2 separate regions of the Homo sapiens genome follow, and region 2 is linked to region 1. A link is a loop called in an ENCODE intact Hi-C map of the cell type or tissue named here. Cell type or tissue: chondrocyte. All regions are shown on one strand.

Region 1 (8,000 bases):
CCCCAGAACGCGTGTGCCTCCCGCCCACTCAGGCTCGCTGAGGCGTACCCAGGTCAATCCTCAGCTGCCTCTTCCCCCATTTTCTTTAATAACTTTGCTAGAAAAAATAGTATGTTCATGCAGTTTCAACACATTTTATTATATTTCTGTATGCATTACTCTCAAAACATCACAAGAAATGATCAAACCACTTAAAACCTTCAAATAAAAAATCTGAAACAGTTTATGCCCACAATTGTACATATTTATAGTTAAGAAACATTCTTTATAAATATTGTTTCCTCTGTAGCAAGTTAATACCATAATTTAATTACAAATGGATAAATATGGTAACGGGTATTTACAGAAGGAAGGGTGTTATTACGGAAAAAGCTAACGGCACGACGTTTATTTTTCCCCCACAATCTTTCATACAGGAACTAACAAATTGAACTTGCAAAAGCACTAAAACATCACATGTAAACCCAGCTAACAGAAAAATACATTCACAAGCGTTGTTGGTGGTGGTGTGTATGTGTGTGCTATGGGTCAATGTGCTGAAGAAACAGAAGGGAGACTTTGGCACGGCTCATTTTTTCCAGTCTATAGTTACATGAAGTTTACAATCAGGTTGCCTCATAAAAAGGAACACAATATTCAATACCACAATACAAAATAAACCATTTTCTTCCACATTACTTAAAAAGAAACCGGGTAAACTAAAAAGAGAAAAGAGAAAGCCCATCACTTTAGGGAAGGGAAGGGGCGGAAGGCGGGGAGGAACGCAATCCGGAGTTTTACAAATGGACAAACTTCTATACACCAAAAAGCCTTTAAAACCACCTCGGAGGAGAAAGGAGGAGTCCGCTATGTACACAGTTTGTCAGAAGACTGGGAACAGGGTGGGAAAGAACGTGGGCATGGAGATTAGCAGGGAGGTTTGGTTCAACATTTTTGTGGGTTTTTATTTTTTTATTTTTTATTTGTTTTATATTTTCAGCTTCAAAGACTCCGGAAGGGATATTTTTGCTCTTCATGCCTAGATTATTATTAAAAAAAAAAAAAAAACTTTAAAAAATCCTTCTGCTGGTAAAATTTTCATCATCATAAAAATCAGATTCATAATTTTAACAACATGATCACAAGGTGCCCTCGCTGCTAGCTGCGGGGAGGGCTGCTGCGCTGGGGTGGGGACAGGGAGAGGGAGAGAGGCCCCGACCCGTCACACGTACCATTCATTGAAGTTGGAGGAGAGGCCGCTGTGACCCCCGGCTGTCCCGCTGCCCCCGCCAGAGCTGCCGCCGCCCCCGCCGCCCGCCCCGCCGCCGCCCCCGCCACTGCCGCTGCCGCCGCCTGAGCCGCCTCCCGCGCCGCCACTGCCCGAGCCTCCGCCCCGGTGCACCGCGGACACCGCGGCCGCCGCCGCCGCAGCCGCCGCCGCCGCTGCCGCCGCCGCTGGGGACAGGTTGGAGCTGCTCTGGGGCTCGGCGCTGGGGGACACCAGCCCCGGGGGCGTGGACGACTCATAGCCGGAGCTGGCGGCCGGGGAGGATTCAGAGCCCTGCGGGGAGGACTCATGGACCTGCAAGACAAAAGCCGGGAGGGGGGACCAGAGGGGACTGGGTGTGAGTGCAGCTGCTGTGGGGCCGGGCCCCTGGGGGAGAGCACCCCCAGAAATGTTCCCCCCGCCGCCCTGGCCCCTGGGGACCCTCCCAGGCCGGCTGAGGTGGTCCGGGCCAGTGCTGCACCGGCGCCTCGGCCTGCCTCGCCCTCCTCCCGGCCGCCGCGGTGGTACCTTCATGTGCTTCCGCAGCGAGCTGGGGTGCGTGTAGGACTTGTCGCACATCTTGCAGAGATAGGGCTTATCGGAGGTGTGGACGTGCATGTGCTTCTTCCTGTCGCTGCTGTTGGCGAAGCGCCGGTCGCAGCCCTCAAACTCACACTGGAACGGCTTCTCCCCTGTGGACGGCAAACATCGGCGCTGGCTGCAGACACCCAGAGCCTGCAGAGCCCCCACTCAGGCTGCGAGGGGGCTGGGCCGCGGCGAGGGAGAAGGACCTGAGGGGGCTGGGTCCCTCAAACCAGTCCGATCCCCTCTGCGGCAGAACTAAGATCAAATTAACCGCCTTCCCGCCCGACAGTCCTGCTCATTTATTTCGTATTTTACTTTCTTCCAGGCTGACGTCCATCTCCTCAAATTTCTCAGGAATGTGGGGAAGCTCCTAGCCCTGCCTGCCTTTCTAGAGGGCTTCTTGGATTTGCAGCTTCTAACAAGTTGCTCTCGCCACGGAGAAGCTGTTATTATGACAAAATATTTGGGGCATTATCAAAATCACACAGGCTGCTGGGCTGCTGTCGGTTTCTCGCCAGGGCCAGTAAGCAATTACATTTGGAGTTGCTACGTGTTGTTTGGGGGCCGGGCTGTGGAGAGTGACTGAGCCAGTATTTTTCATCCAAAATTCTGCAAATTGAATTAACCACAATTCTAGTCTCACCTCCCGTCTTTAAAAAAATAAGTTGAAGAAAAGGTAAATATTAGAGATAAGGCAGCATCTAGTGACTGCGGAGAGGCACAAGCTGGTGGGCGAGGGTTGGGGGAGTCAGCAAAGCCTTTCAAAACCTCCCCGTTTAATTTTCTGGCTGTCTCTGCATCCTGTTGCCAGAATTCCAAATGCTTGGAGTCATTTAGAGGTGCGAGAACTCAAACGTCGTTCCACTTGGAAAGGGGACCGTTTAACGTTAAATTCCATTAGCACCTAAATTGTTTCTTAAAGACATCCGCTCAGACACAGGACTCGAAAGCGAGCATTTCATGCAAATAAATTTCTCAAATTTTAAACCTTGTTAAAAGCTTGTCTCGCACCTCGGCTCCCTCCCTTCCCGGAAGAGAACAATAGGCCGCTGGCGCATCCCCACTTCGGAGTAAATATTGACGGGGGAAGTTGCTAAAACATTTGGCTTTCTTTTAGGAAATCGTCTGGCACGATTTTGGCTGAGACCTGGTCATAGATGAATAATCTATGAGGCGGGAGGCGCGTTCTTTTGCGGCTCTCTCTTCTCACGCGATCCCCCCGCGGGGCCGCGCTGCCTGGGGCTCTAGCTGACCTGGGGCTCTAGCTGACCTGGGTCCAAGTTGGGAATCGCAAACTCTGTGGTGCCCATTAGAGAATTTCACAAACTGCTGCGAAACCACAGTAAAGCCCCCGCGACCCACCCCGAGACGGGCTTTAAAAACACTTTAAAAATGAGAAACGCATTACAGCTTCGGCTCACACCAGACTCATTTCATGGGAAACAGTCCCGGGAAGGGCGTTTGGACCCCGAGTAAAAGAAGTGGGAAAACACACAAACCACTCAGACAGACATACACTCCGAGCAGAAAAGCACATTCAGACAAGCTGGCAAAATCCTCTCTAGGCTCGCTTCCCGGGCACCGAATTAGCGAGCAGTTTTATTTTGTGCTTTCTACTTAAAACGGAAATTATTAACCGGGGCTGAGCAAACGAAGCAATTGCATGACCCAAGCATACATTTGATGTGAGGCTAATCATTCAAAACTCGATTTCCGCACATGGAAAAACCTAGCCCAATAATATTGTCATCGTCCAACAGAAACAAGCTGCTGGCTCTTTCGTACACGCAAAAACACCTCCCATCCCAGGTCCCCGGCTGGCGGTCTGCGCCCAGCGTCGGCACCCACAGCCTGAGTCTCAGCCTGTGCGTGTCTCCCCTCCGCGCCTGGTCCCTGTCCCAGCCCGCGGTTACCTGTGTGGGTCCTTTTGTGGATCTTGAGGTTCTCGGAGCGCGCGAAGACTTTGCCACAGCCCGGGAAGGGGCAGGGGAAGGGTTTCTCGCCTGTGTGCACGCGGATGTGGTTGACCAGTTTGTATTTGGCCTTGAAGGGCTTGCCCTCGCGCGGACACTCCTCCCAGAAGCAGACGTGGTTGCTCTGCTCCGGGCCGCCGACGTGCTCCACCGAGACGTGTGTCACCAGCTCGTGCATGGTGCTGAAAGTTTTGTTGCAGCTCTTCTTGGGATTGCTCAGTTGCTCGGGGTCGATCCACTTGCAGATTAGCTCCTGCTTGATGCACTGCTGCCGCATATAGCGGAAAAAGGCACCGGGGTGGTGGTGGTGGTGGTGGTGGTGGTGGGCCGCGGCTGCTGCCATGTTCATACCCATGTTCATATTCATGGGGCCGTACTGGTTGTGGAGTTGCGCCGCCGAGTAGGGGTCGGTCCGCGGGCTGGCCACCTGGCGGTATTGCTCCGAGCGCCCGAACACCTCGCCGGGCAGCCCGAGGCGCATCTGCCCGTTGAGCACATTCTGCGAGCCGTGCGGCCCGTGCTGCTCTGGCAGGCCCGGGAAGAGGAGGTGGCCCTGCGCGTCCGAGTGCGCGTGGTGCAGGCCGCCCGCGCCCGGCCCGAACAGCCCGTGCTGCCCGCCGCCCGGCGCCGAGTCCCCGAAGCCGCGGCTGCGGAACAGGAAGTCCCGGGTGGAGTTGAAGGGCGGCCCAGAGTAGGAGCCAACGTGCGCGGCGTGGGGCCCGAGCGCTGCGGCCGCAGCGGCAGCCGCAGCGGAGCCGGGGTAGGCGCCGGGGCCCTGCGACGTGAACGCCGAGCTCTGGCCCGGGGACAGCTCGTGCGCGCCCGGGTTGAGCTTGAAGGCTCCCATGTGCGCGGCGGCGGAGTCAACGAAGCCGTTCTGCGCCGCCGCCAGGCTCAGTTCACGGTCCTGCATCTCGGCGGCAGCCGCCGCCGCCGCCGCGGCGGAGTGGTGATGGTGGCGCGCGAAGCTGCCCACCCCGATGGCCGGGAACTGCGGACCCGCGTCCAGGAGCATGGCCAGCGCGCCCGCCCGCCCCTGCGAGCCCTGCGCCTCCGCGCCGCCTCGACTCCCGCTCCCGATCCGCGCGGTGCGTCCGGCGGCCACCGGGCTCCAGGCGCAGGCGGCGGTGGTGGCGGCCACTTCAGCCCTGGGAGCCGCTCTCCTGCGCCCGCCGCCTCCGCCGCCGCCTGGATCTGCCTCGGGCGGCCGGGCGCGTAGCGAAGGCGCGGAGAGGAAGAGGAGGAGGAGGCGGCGGCGCGGGAGGAGGAGGAGGAGGTGGAGGAGGAGAAGAGTCCAAAGCCAGGCGGAGAACCAAAGTGTATTAAAGGAGCTGCGGCGGGGGCGGGCGGGCAGGGCAGGGGAGGGCGGGCGGGAGGAGGGAGCCGGAGGGAGGTGTGGGGAGCCGAGAGGAGAGGGGGGCTACCGGGGGGCGAGCGCCGCGCCGCAGCCCCCACCCCTGCGCGCACCCGCGCGCGCACGCACACACTCACTCGCACGCCCAGCGGACCCGGAGCCCGGCCGCACCGAGCAGCGCCGGTAGAATGCAGTCACAACCGCGGCGGCCGTGCGCACGCCAGGCAGACGGGCGAGGAGAGGACCGAGGCGAGCTCCGCGCTCGGCACCCGGGGCCAGCGCACCAGCGGCTCCACCTGACCGCGGCGGGGGCGCCGGGGCGGCAGGCGGAGTCCAGGCGTCCTCTCCGCGGCGCTCTGCGGCGACAGCTCCCTCCCCCGCGGCCCTACTCGCGCCGCCCCGCGCGCGGCGGTTATTGTTCGGAGCCGCGGCCGCAGTGTTTAGCCCTCCTCGGCCTCGGCGCTTGGCATTGGCTGCGCCTCGCGTAGTAAACTTGCAGTGGCCACGAATTTCCCCAGATGAAGGCAGCAGCCGCGCCGCTCCCCCTTTCTTTAAGTTGTGCCGGAGGAGGAGGCGGGGGAGTAGGGGGGAGGGGGATGTGGGAGGGGAGAAAGCGAGCAGGGGGAGGGGAGGAGGGGGAGGCTGGGCTGAAAAACAATAACAACAATAAAAAAGTGATCTCTCGCTCGCCTCCTCCCTCCCGCCGGTCGGGCCTGGGCGCTGGGCCCGGAACTAGTGACCGCGCCGCGTGGACCCAGCGCAGTCCGCGACCCGAGGGAGTGTGAGGCCCAGGCGGGCTCCCAGGTCTCGGCTGCGGTGGGCTGCGTTCGCCACCGCCTCCGTTGATTTCGATGGGCGCCGCCAACGCTGCAGCGGCAGCCTTTTATTTTTTATTTTTTGTCTCCTCCTTTTCCTCTCCCCTCCCCCCGCACCCCCTAGTCTCCCGCCCCGGCCTCCCTCCCTCCCTCCAGCTCGAGGCCGGGCCCCCCCGGTCAAACCGCCCCTTTAACGGCGGCTCCCGCCCCGCCCGCCCTCCCGGCGCCGCGATTGGCCGCCGCGGCCTAGTCAGTCCCGCGCCCCCGCCCCGCTGCCGGGCCCGCCCCTCAGTCCTCGCGCTCCCTGAGCTGCTGCCGGCTCAGGCAGCCGCCGAACGTGCCCGTGGGCCCGGCCTGCCATCCTGCCGCGCTTCTCCCGAGACCTCGGCGCCGCGGCTTCTAGTCCTGGCCGACCGCGGCGCTCCCGGGAGCCGGGCGTCCAGCGTGGCTCGGACGCGGGCCCGGGCCGCGGGGTCAGGGCGCCCTCAGCCGGGTCAGGAATGGGAGGCAACCCAGCGCTCCAGTCTTTCTGCGTAGGCCACCGACTTCCCCGGGATCTGAGCAGCTCCCAGCGGACACCGAAAACCCCGGGGACGCCTGGCCCGAGCACTCCAGGCCGCTCGAGAGGTGGCTAACAGCTGGGTCGCCTGGCAGGAGGCTCTGCGCGCGGGGACATTTCAGGCCCGGGGCCTCGCCGGGAGCGCGCCACAAGGAGCGGCGGGGGGCTGGTCTGCTGCCCGCTTGGCACGCTCCCTACTTTCACCCCGCCTTTGTAAACTTGCTCTGTGGCATTGAAACCACAGGTGCAGGACCGTGGGCACAGAGAAAGCCAGGCATGCCCCTTCTTCCCACCCTCCGGACGCCCACCCAGACACCGCCTTCCCCGCCCCCCGCGGCGTCCCCGTCCGCCCCTCGGCGCGCTGAGCTCCCCACCCGCCGCTTGCGTCCTGCTCCGTTTACAGCAGTAAACACTGGGCAGCGGCCCCTGCGTGGAAGGGGGTTGTTCGGAAGTCGTTTAAAGACAGTGTCACCCTCAGGGTAAATGCCCAGAAGCCGGGCCGCGCATCCTTGGGCTGAGAAGTGTGGGAACGCCCGAGACCAAGCGAGACTCAGGCCGGAGTTTGGCTGCGGGTCAGGCTCAGGGTCTCGGGAGAAGAAGCCGTCAGACACGGCAGGGCTTAAACCTTCTAGAAAGCATATATATCCATCCACTCCTTCTCCAGGAGCAGGGAGTACCACCCGGGCGGTGGCCCAGCGGCGAGGCCGCTCCCGGCGCCGCGCCTGGCTGACCGCTGCGGACGTTTCCTGTCCCGCCGCCCAAATCTCGCGCTCCCGAGGTAACTAGAGAGGGAACGGAGGGCCCAGAGGCTGCGGAGGTGTGAAGGGACAGCCTGAGGCCAGCGCCTCGGGCGTGTTCTCCTGGCTGGCCTGGAGAACTGCTTTTATTTATAAATCTCTAGGAGTTGAAATAAAATTAAACGAAGAGAAAATAATAAATTTTTCAGAATTATGTTCTGAAATGAAATAAACAAAAACGCGGGAAGAATCCTCTAGCTCACTATGGCTGGCAGAACCCGGGCTCTCTTGCGCCGGCTCAGGCAGCCTCTCCCGGCTTAAGCGAGTCTCTGCAGGTTGGCGCTGGCCGCAGCCCCTTGCATAAGGAGCCCTGTGCCCTCCCTCCGTCCCATTCTTCCCTGTCCTGGGGGTGGGGTGGGGGTGCAAGAAGGAGGCAGGCTGTGGCATCCTGTCTGAAAGCAAGGCAGTTTGCCTGGAAGATGGAGATTCTCACCTTCCCTGAAAGGAGGAAACGTTCCCATTTCCACACCCCTCTCTCTGTGCATAAAAGGGGGCGGAGGGCACTAGCCAAACTGGCCCCCTAGACCTAAAGGGACCTGAGACATAGACGCAGAGAGAAAAGAGAACATCTTTGGCAGAAAGGCTGCCCTGCCACGTTGAATCCATTAAAAATTGCCTAGTGCAATTTTTGTACTACACACTTGTTTGCTTTATTCATCAATTTTTATGGG
Region 2 (8,000 bases), 410 kb before region 1:
CGCTCTTTGGGTTTTTTTCCCCAACTATAAACATCGTATTACTTTTTCAGAGAAATGAGTCTAAAGCAAAGAAAGGAACATGACTGAGGCCCTAATATCAATCAGGTATTTTAATATACATCACACTCACAGAATCCTAGGAACGATCCTACAATGGAGACGTTACTAACCACATTTTATAGATGACAAATCTGACACTCAGAGAAGTTACATAATTGCTCAAGGGTCTACAGCTAGCAAAACAGCACATCCAAACCTAGGCTGATTTGATGACACCTCGACCCAGCCAATGCAGATACTTGTCAGTAAGTTTATTTGGTAGGAAAACACAGTGGCAAGGGTCACTATTTTATTGCAAATAATGGCCACTCTAATAATTAGTGTGGTAAATCCATGACGTCTGGGGTTTATACCAGGGAGTTTGCAACAGACACTCAGTAGAGTGTCCATGAATAAGGAAGGGCCTCTAAATGGACAAGGATCAAACCTCCCACAGGGCAGGAGCCAGTCGGCCCCATACCCTAACAGTGTAGGTGCGCGCCCTATCGTGGAAGAAAGGGAAACTGCAGGTTTATATGGGCTTTTGAACCACAGCAGGGCCTTGGGGACAGAAATGGGGAGGCAGAAGAAGCAGCTTTCTAGGTTCACCAGCCTCACTCAACAAAATTTCCCAAAGTGAATCACCAAGACACGATGATGACCTCTATAACTACTTCCCAGGTAGTCTGCTGTAGATTCAAAAGGGGCTTCATAAAATAAATACAATTCTAACAAAGAATATTAGAATGTAAAAATATTAATCAGTACTGACAAACCTTGCTAATATATGTTGGCACATTTTATTTTTTGTCTTATTTTTATTATATAGATAAGAGGTTTCTATATTGCCCAGGCTAACCTCGAACGCCTAGCCTCGGCTGCTTATGTGCCAGGACCACAGGCCTGGGCCACTGTGGCTCCCTTTTGTCTTATTTTTAAAACTTTCCAAGAATTTTTCATACAATGGAAAAGAACTGCTTGCAAAGTAAAAGCTACTTTAGCTTCTTTTAAAAAGCAAAATATCCGTGTTTTAGAGGGAAGAGAAATCATTTCTGGGGTGCTTATTACATCAGCCACTGTACTAGAGCCTTTATATAAAATCTCATTTAATTTTTACAAAAACCCTGGAGAATACTATCCCTATTCTACAGATAAGGAAAACTAAGGCTAAGAAAAGATAACTAACTTCTGCTGGATTCCACAGCCAGCAGGTTCAGGATTGGTATTTAAACTCAAGTCCACCTGCCTCGTGACCCTTGGTTTTCCTCTATGCCAACATTCAGGTAAACACCACTGCTGCAGTGGTTCAGGGAGGCTAAGTAACTTTTCCAACTTTACACAACTGGTAAGTGACAGAGGTTTCTCTATCTTCAGAGACTATTGTTTTCAGCATAACGTTAAATTATTGTTTCTCTACCATCCCCTTAGGTAACTCCAAACTAAACCTTGTGGGTAAATGCTGATGGTAGATAGGTTGATTTTTACAAACTAAAGATAACAGAGGAAAACTATGATTGCTTGTGTCCCTATATCCAAAAAGACTGACGTTTCTTTTTTATAAGACTGCCCACTCTGCATGATAAAAAACGTGATTGCTGTGATTTGTTACTTATTAACTTCAACTACTAGAAATAGGGCTCCCTAACAAGTTGTCTTGCAAATTGATATAAAAGATAATTACCAAATGTTCTGCCTTCTGAGATTCTATATTTCTACCAAGATTTTTAGAGCTTTTTCAACAAATAAAAACATTACAAAATCATGGAACACTGTACCAAAGGCAGAACCACTAAAAGAATATTTAAATCACATCCATAATTTTAAAAAATTATTTAATTTACACAAATGTAATAAAATATTCCTGAGCCACACCCATAATTCTTTTAAAATTAGGAACTCCACAAGATAGTCACAAGACATAAAACACACAATCAAGAATACAGAGATGGAAACCTAATTGTATATTGGCCCTTTCCGTGAAAACTTTTTCTGACCTATTGCTATTATTGCTCCAAATACATTTTTTAAACTTTTTAAAGCCTTTGTTGATTATTTTTAATCTCTTCAATGGTGGTATATCCCTTGCCACTGAGTTTCAGAAATTGCCACAGTTACGCAGTGCTGAGTCTGGTGAATAAGATGGAAAAGATCAGTTATGGCTAAGAAACAAGACAGAAATATAAGCCTACAGATTCTACAGACTCTTGGATGGAATATGGAAACAAGACACCAAAATAATTTGTGGGCTATATTACTATGTGTTTTCAGTGTGATCTGTGGCTTTGGGATAATTTTAAGCTTGAACAGTCTAAATTAATTTTGTCTTTCCTTAAAGGCAAAGAATAATTAGAAGTCTGAAATTTGCTTTTAGGATTTTTATACAAATCAGGATGTTAGAGCAAAGAAAGTTTTAGATATGCAAACCTGTGCCCATGAGTGTACAGCCCCAAACCCCCTCAAGCATTTCATCCTAAACACAATGCATGAACGGGATTCTGGGAGAGATCACAACCCCCTGAAATGTAATTAGAATCACGGACACAGAAGATAAAAGCTGCCTTGATGATGGAGCACGTCAGACCCTGGACACACAAACTGGAAAGACAAGAAAGCAGTTTTTTCAGAGTAAATTGAAGTAGCTATTCTAATGAAATGTGAAGGTTTAGGGATAATTTAAAAAATATTAGTAGTAGGACATATTTTTTAAAAAACATAATTTTACTATGAAGGATATATTTCATTCTTTCAACATATTTATTGAGAAGCAGACCTGACCTGTGCACTGTAGGCAAAGTGAATCAAAATGCAATTACTATTTGGGTCATGGTAACCCTTGTTAGTTGATTCACTTTGTTTTTGTGGTTAATATAAGCTTCTGAAACAAACAACTACCCTGTTACCAGATTCAGTTACTGGTTTCTATCTTATATTTTGGGTTTAGGGAATTACTCAAGTTTACGCCTATTTTCAGTTCATGCCTCTCATAAGCAAAATCTGCAAACACACAGCTGCTGTGATAGTCTGACAGAGATCCATTCCACAGACCTCTGACTGCCACCAAGAACCAGCGCTGATGCAAAAGGAACCTCGCTGAAGAAAGCTGTGTTTTCTTAATAATAACAGTTGTATAAACATAAGGTCTTCTCAGTTAAAGGGAAACCAACATCAAAAAGCAGTACAACATAGAACCCTAAACCCCTCTTTCTTTGAAGAAACCCGTTTGAAGCGAGGTGTTTCTAGTTATGGATGAATGAAATGAGAATTCAGTTGCAACAAACGGACATCCAGTTCTACGAAGGACTAATTAAATCCATCTGAGAAGCTGCATCTCAAACCGCCTCACACATTTCAAAGGAAAGCACTCCTCTGCCTTTTGCTAAGACATCAAAACACTCAGTCACAGCTGACGCATACAGAGGCTCTACAACAATGTTATTTTTATGGACTACAAAGCTCCACAAAAGTAATGTTAAGAGTTTGCACTATTTCATGACTAAAAATTCAGAGTTAAGGCAGAACATTTCTATGTATCACTATCTGAAATTTCTTTCCAGCCTCCAACTAGTTTTGTAGATCTTCTACCTGATCTCAAAACAAAAACAAAACAGATGCATCAGTCTTTAATGTGTTTCATATACTTGCTAAGTAGAAGTGGTTAAAAAATTAATCAAAGAATTAGTCCTAGTTGCACCATTAACTTTTTTTCCTTATAAACAAAACCAGGATTTTGATGTTCAATTAAGACTCTTGAGTAGGCAGGGTCCGGTAACTCATGCCTGTAATCCCAACACTTTGGGAGCCCGAGGTGTACAGATCATGAGATCAAGAGTTCAAGACCAGCCTGACCAACATGGTGAAACCGCATCTCTTCTAAAAATACAAAAATTAGCCAGGCACGGTGGCGGGCGCCTGTAAACCCAGCTACTAGGGAGGCTGAGGCAGGAGAATCGCTTGAACCCGGGAGGCAGAGGTTGCAGTGGGCTGAGATCACGCCATTGCAATCCAGCCTGGGTGACAGAGCGTGACTCCATCTCAAAAAAAAAAAAAAAAAAAGACTCTTCAGTAGTTAATAAAAGCCAGCAGAAGCAGCTGCTGAAAACTTTAAAAACTTGGTTTGACAAAAATACTCCATTTAACAGCCATTTTTTGGCCTTTAAAGTGGTAAAAGAAAGTTATATTCAGAATTTGGGATATTATCCCAACAGGATAATGTGGTGTTAGTGTCTATCCTCCCAGGATTTTCTGCCTGTCATTGGTTATGGTGAGCTCATATAATCATATTGAGCAATCGTGTTTTTTTCTTAAAGAACGCTATTAAATGTGACACAACCCATAAGCAGGAGAAATTCAATTCTTCAACATTTTCTTTTCAACATACATAGAGAGACATACAACTAACACCATCCAGATGGTTGCTAACATTCAGAGTTTCTTCCCATGGCAGAAGACCTTAGTAAAAAGAGAAGCAGGAGCCGTCAGGAGGCCCCAGGCTTCTGGCTTCTCTCTTTACTTACCAAGTAACCTTGGGTGAGTCACTTGACCTTCCCTGGGTGAGTCACTTCCCTGGGTGAGTCACTCAACCTTCTCATCCCCTCTTGCTGTTAAGTGAGGAGTTGCCCTAGGACAGCCAAATTCCTGTAAGTTTTGAAAGTCTGTGACTTTTTTCTCCAAATGTGAATTCATTAAAACGCTACATGGATTCTGTTTGGAATCCCACTTATCAGTTATTCACACAATGGAAACATGGTAACTTACCACCTCTCTGCTACCTCCTCTGCCCCAAGGAAATTTCAGGCATTCCATGACAGTTTGGTAAATTAACTCCAATTCAAAAGTTTTCAGGTCACAGGAAATTTTATAGAAGAGATTAAATTTCTGGAAATTAACACACTGCTACATTACTGACAGAGAAAAAACTGTGAAGAATAAGGCAGATTTTGTTGACCCTTCAATTTTAAAAAGAGTAAAAAATGCCTATGCTTTGATATTTGAAATCACATTTCCTAGGTGCTAAATTTATAAATAAAATCATTGTTTTCTTTAATCACAACAAATTAAACTAGCAAACACATTGACTGAATTTTGATATCCCATTATGTAACTAGTTTGTTAAGGTGTATGAAAGGCAATTGTCAACGCATATCTGCCTGTATTTTTTGGAGACAACATTCTAATTTATTAAAGAGTTTCCATGACCACTAGGGAAGCAGTTTTTGGAACTCCTTCCTTCCCGCTTCACTGTTCTCTCTCTTCCTTCCTTCCTTCCTTCCCCAACTCCTCTACCCTGCCCCCAATGAATATTTCCTGAGAAGTACAAGAAGTGTGACAGTGAACAAGACTAGGTCCTTGCCTTTACAAAGCTCCTATTTTAGTGTGAAGAGGCTGAAATTAAACAAGTGGACAAAGAAATAAACACGAGAACTCAAGTGCATGATAAGCACAATGATGGAAATGAACACCATCTTAAGTGACTAAGGGGTCACTTAAGAGACCAAAAGCTAATTCTGCTTCCAAATATAAAAACACAGAAGACAAAACAAACAGTAACAATAACCCAAAAAACCTCTCATTCAAATTCATGACTAAAAGAATTTGATTAGATATCAAATATGAGCTTACTGAAAATATGATGTTAATGTATTTATTTATGAAAGTGATCTAAATATGTATTCTATTAATTCTCACAAGACACCAATTTGAACACAATTTAGACTTTTGAAAAACGTGTTGATCAATAGTATTCCCTAGAACATACTTTATAAACTGCTCCTATAAAAGCTGGCTAGATAATGAATAATGTCACAATAAAATCGAAACCCATAGTTTAAAGGCCCTTCAGGATCTGCCTATCTCCACCTCCCTCACTGGCACCTCTCCGCCTAGCCTCCCTGTGTCCTGGCCTCCTGGACATGCAGAGCTGCCTTGCACTATCTGACCACATGGATTGATACCCCATCAACTCCTGCTCCACGACTTCAAATGGAAGCTTGGTTAGCCTAGCCCTTCTGTTGTGTTTAAGTCAATTCTTGCTCCCAGCCTCAACAACATTCCACGTACTTCCAATTTCTAATGCCATAATCAACTCCTCCCAGTCTCACCTCACCTCTTCCCCCACAGCAGCCATCACAGGTGAATAAGTCACCAACTCTCCCTTCATCTCCACCCGCTCCTTTGTCCTTTCATATAAAAATGGAACAGAGGCTGGGTGTGGTGGTTCATAAGGTCAAGAAATCAAGACTATCCTGGCCAACATGGTGAAACTCCGTCTCTACTAAAAATACAAAAATTAGCTGGGCGTGGTGGCGTGCGCCTGTAGTCCCAGCTACTTGGGAGGCTGAGGCAGGAGATTCACTTGAACTCGGGAGGTGGAGGTTGCAGTGAGCCAAGATCGTGCCACTGCACTCCAGCCTGGGTGACAGAGCAAGACTCCATTTCAAAAAAAAAAAAGCACAGAGGCCCTTCTCCTAGTTCTTCTTTTTCTCCTTATTCTTTAATCATCAAAAATTCCCTTCTTCTGGCACCTGTTATCAGCACTTAAGAATTTATTAAACCTTTAAAAAGTCAATCCCCTCAACACCATGGCCCACTCTTAACGACCATGCCTTTAGAAGAGTCATTCACTCCACTTGTCCGCATATCTCAATGTCTGAACTCACCACAATTTCATTTCTGGCCCCATTACAACACTGAAATTGTTCTCAATTATTTTCACTAAATCCAATGGATAAATCTCAGCCTTAGTTGTTTTTTTTGTTTTAACATGACTTCTTACATTCACTGGCATCAATGACCTCATCTTCTTAAAACAGCCTCTTCCTTTAAATTCTGAAACAACACAACTTCTTGGGTTTTCTGACACAGTCTCTTTCAATGCTCCTCTTCAGTATCCTTTGCTGATTCTTCTTCCTCTGCCCATCCTTTAAATCTTTAGCATACCTCAAGGTTTCATCTTTCTTGGTCCTCTTCCCTTTTCTACTTTCTCCTCAATTCAACCCGTGTTCAACTGCCATTTATACTACTGGAGACCGAATCTCCCCCAAACTCTCTCCTGGGCCACAGAACCTCACATGCAATGACCCAGGAAACATCTCCACTTGTGTATCTCACAGATCCCTTCAAAATTATGTCTAAAATTGTCTTCCTATTTCTCTAGACGTAACCTCTCTATGCTTCAATTTCCTTATACTTAAAAATAGGACTAATAATAGTACTTATGCTTTATAGGATTGGAATAGAAATGAAAGTAGATTGTACATGTTGACTACAATTGTTGTTAAATAACATATTGCATGTGGATCACTTAGAACAGTGCTTGACACATATTAAATATGCAATATATATTAGCTAATATTATTACTGCTCAATAAATGCACGGTTAATTCTACATCTTAAATCTCTTCCATGTTGATCCATTTTTTCTCCAAAATACTTGCAGCTGAGGCTCACAGCGCCCACCTGCATGACTGCTTCTAGCAGGCCCTCTTCCTCCAGTCTTGCCTCTCCAAACCTATTCTCCATCATGAAGGCAGAGTGATCTCCCAAACAGGCAACTCTGTCCGACTCCCTGCAGGCAAGCCTTCTGTGGCTCTCCACTGCACTCCACACACATCCAGACCAGGTTCAGGGCTGGCACTTTCACATGGCCGGGTCCCAGCTGCTTCCCCTGGGGCCTGCCCCTCCCATCTCACCACTCGTTTCCCCCTCCCTGCCTGCCACCAGGTCCCACACTTCAAGCTTTCTGTGCTGCAGTCATACACAACTTCTCTCTTGCTTCAGACACAATTAACTTTCTTAGTTCTCTTTCTGCTTTTTTTTGGTGTGTGTGTGTTTTTCTTTTCTTTAACTTCTATTTTACATTCAGGGATACATGTGCAGGTTTGTTACATAGGTACACTTGTGTCATGAGGGTTTCTTGTACAGATTATTTCATCACCTAGGTATTAAGCCTAGTATCCATTATT

What was found. Hi-C counts contacts between places; a loop is a spot of excess contacts. Peaks named below come from ENCODE experiments on the same cell type or tissue, not always from the same donor. Only the 100,000 strongest peaks of a DNase experiment are listed, where the experiment ranks them.
Region 2: a loop joins it to region 1, with 2.8 times the contacts of the local background. A loop is called at or near these places in 2 of 110 quality-filtered maps.

The regions. Positions count from the first base shown.
Region 1 is chr13:99,978,884-99,986,883 of GRCh38, reverse strand. ZIC2 (Zic family zinc finger 2) reads right to left here and starts at 5,100. Exons shown (of 3, transcript NM_007129.5): 1 at 3,745-5,100; 2 at 1,775-1,938; 3 at 119-1,561. The coding sequence starts at 4,819. The coding sequence ends at 1,202. RefSeq lists enhancers at 2,143-3,342, 7,552-8,000 and silencers at 5,311-5,440, 6,269-6,518. In chondrocyte, CTCF peaks have their summits at 4,240 and 6,435; DNase peaks (open chromatin) are centred at 5,473, 6,413, 6,908, 7,293 and 6 weaker places.
Region 2 is chr13:100,389,510-100,397,509 of GRCh38, reverse strand. The region is part of intron 19 of PCCA (propionyl-CoA carboxylase subunit alpha); the gene reads right to left. It overlaps LOC124903201 (a long non-coding RNA gene), which reads right to left and starts at 6,307. Exons shown (of 2, transcript XR_007063854.1): 1 at 4,795-6,307; 2 at 1,068-4,657. RefSeq lists enhancers at 4,441-4,735, 4,004-5,203. In chondrocyte, a CTCF peak has its summit at 4,630; no DNase peak of the experiment used is centred here.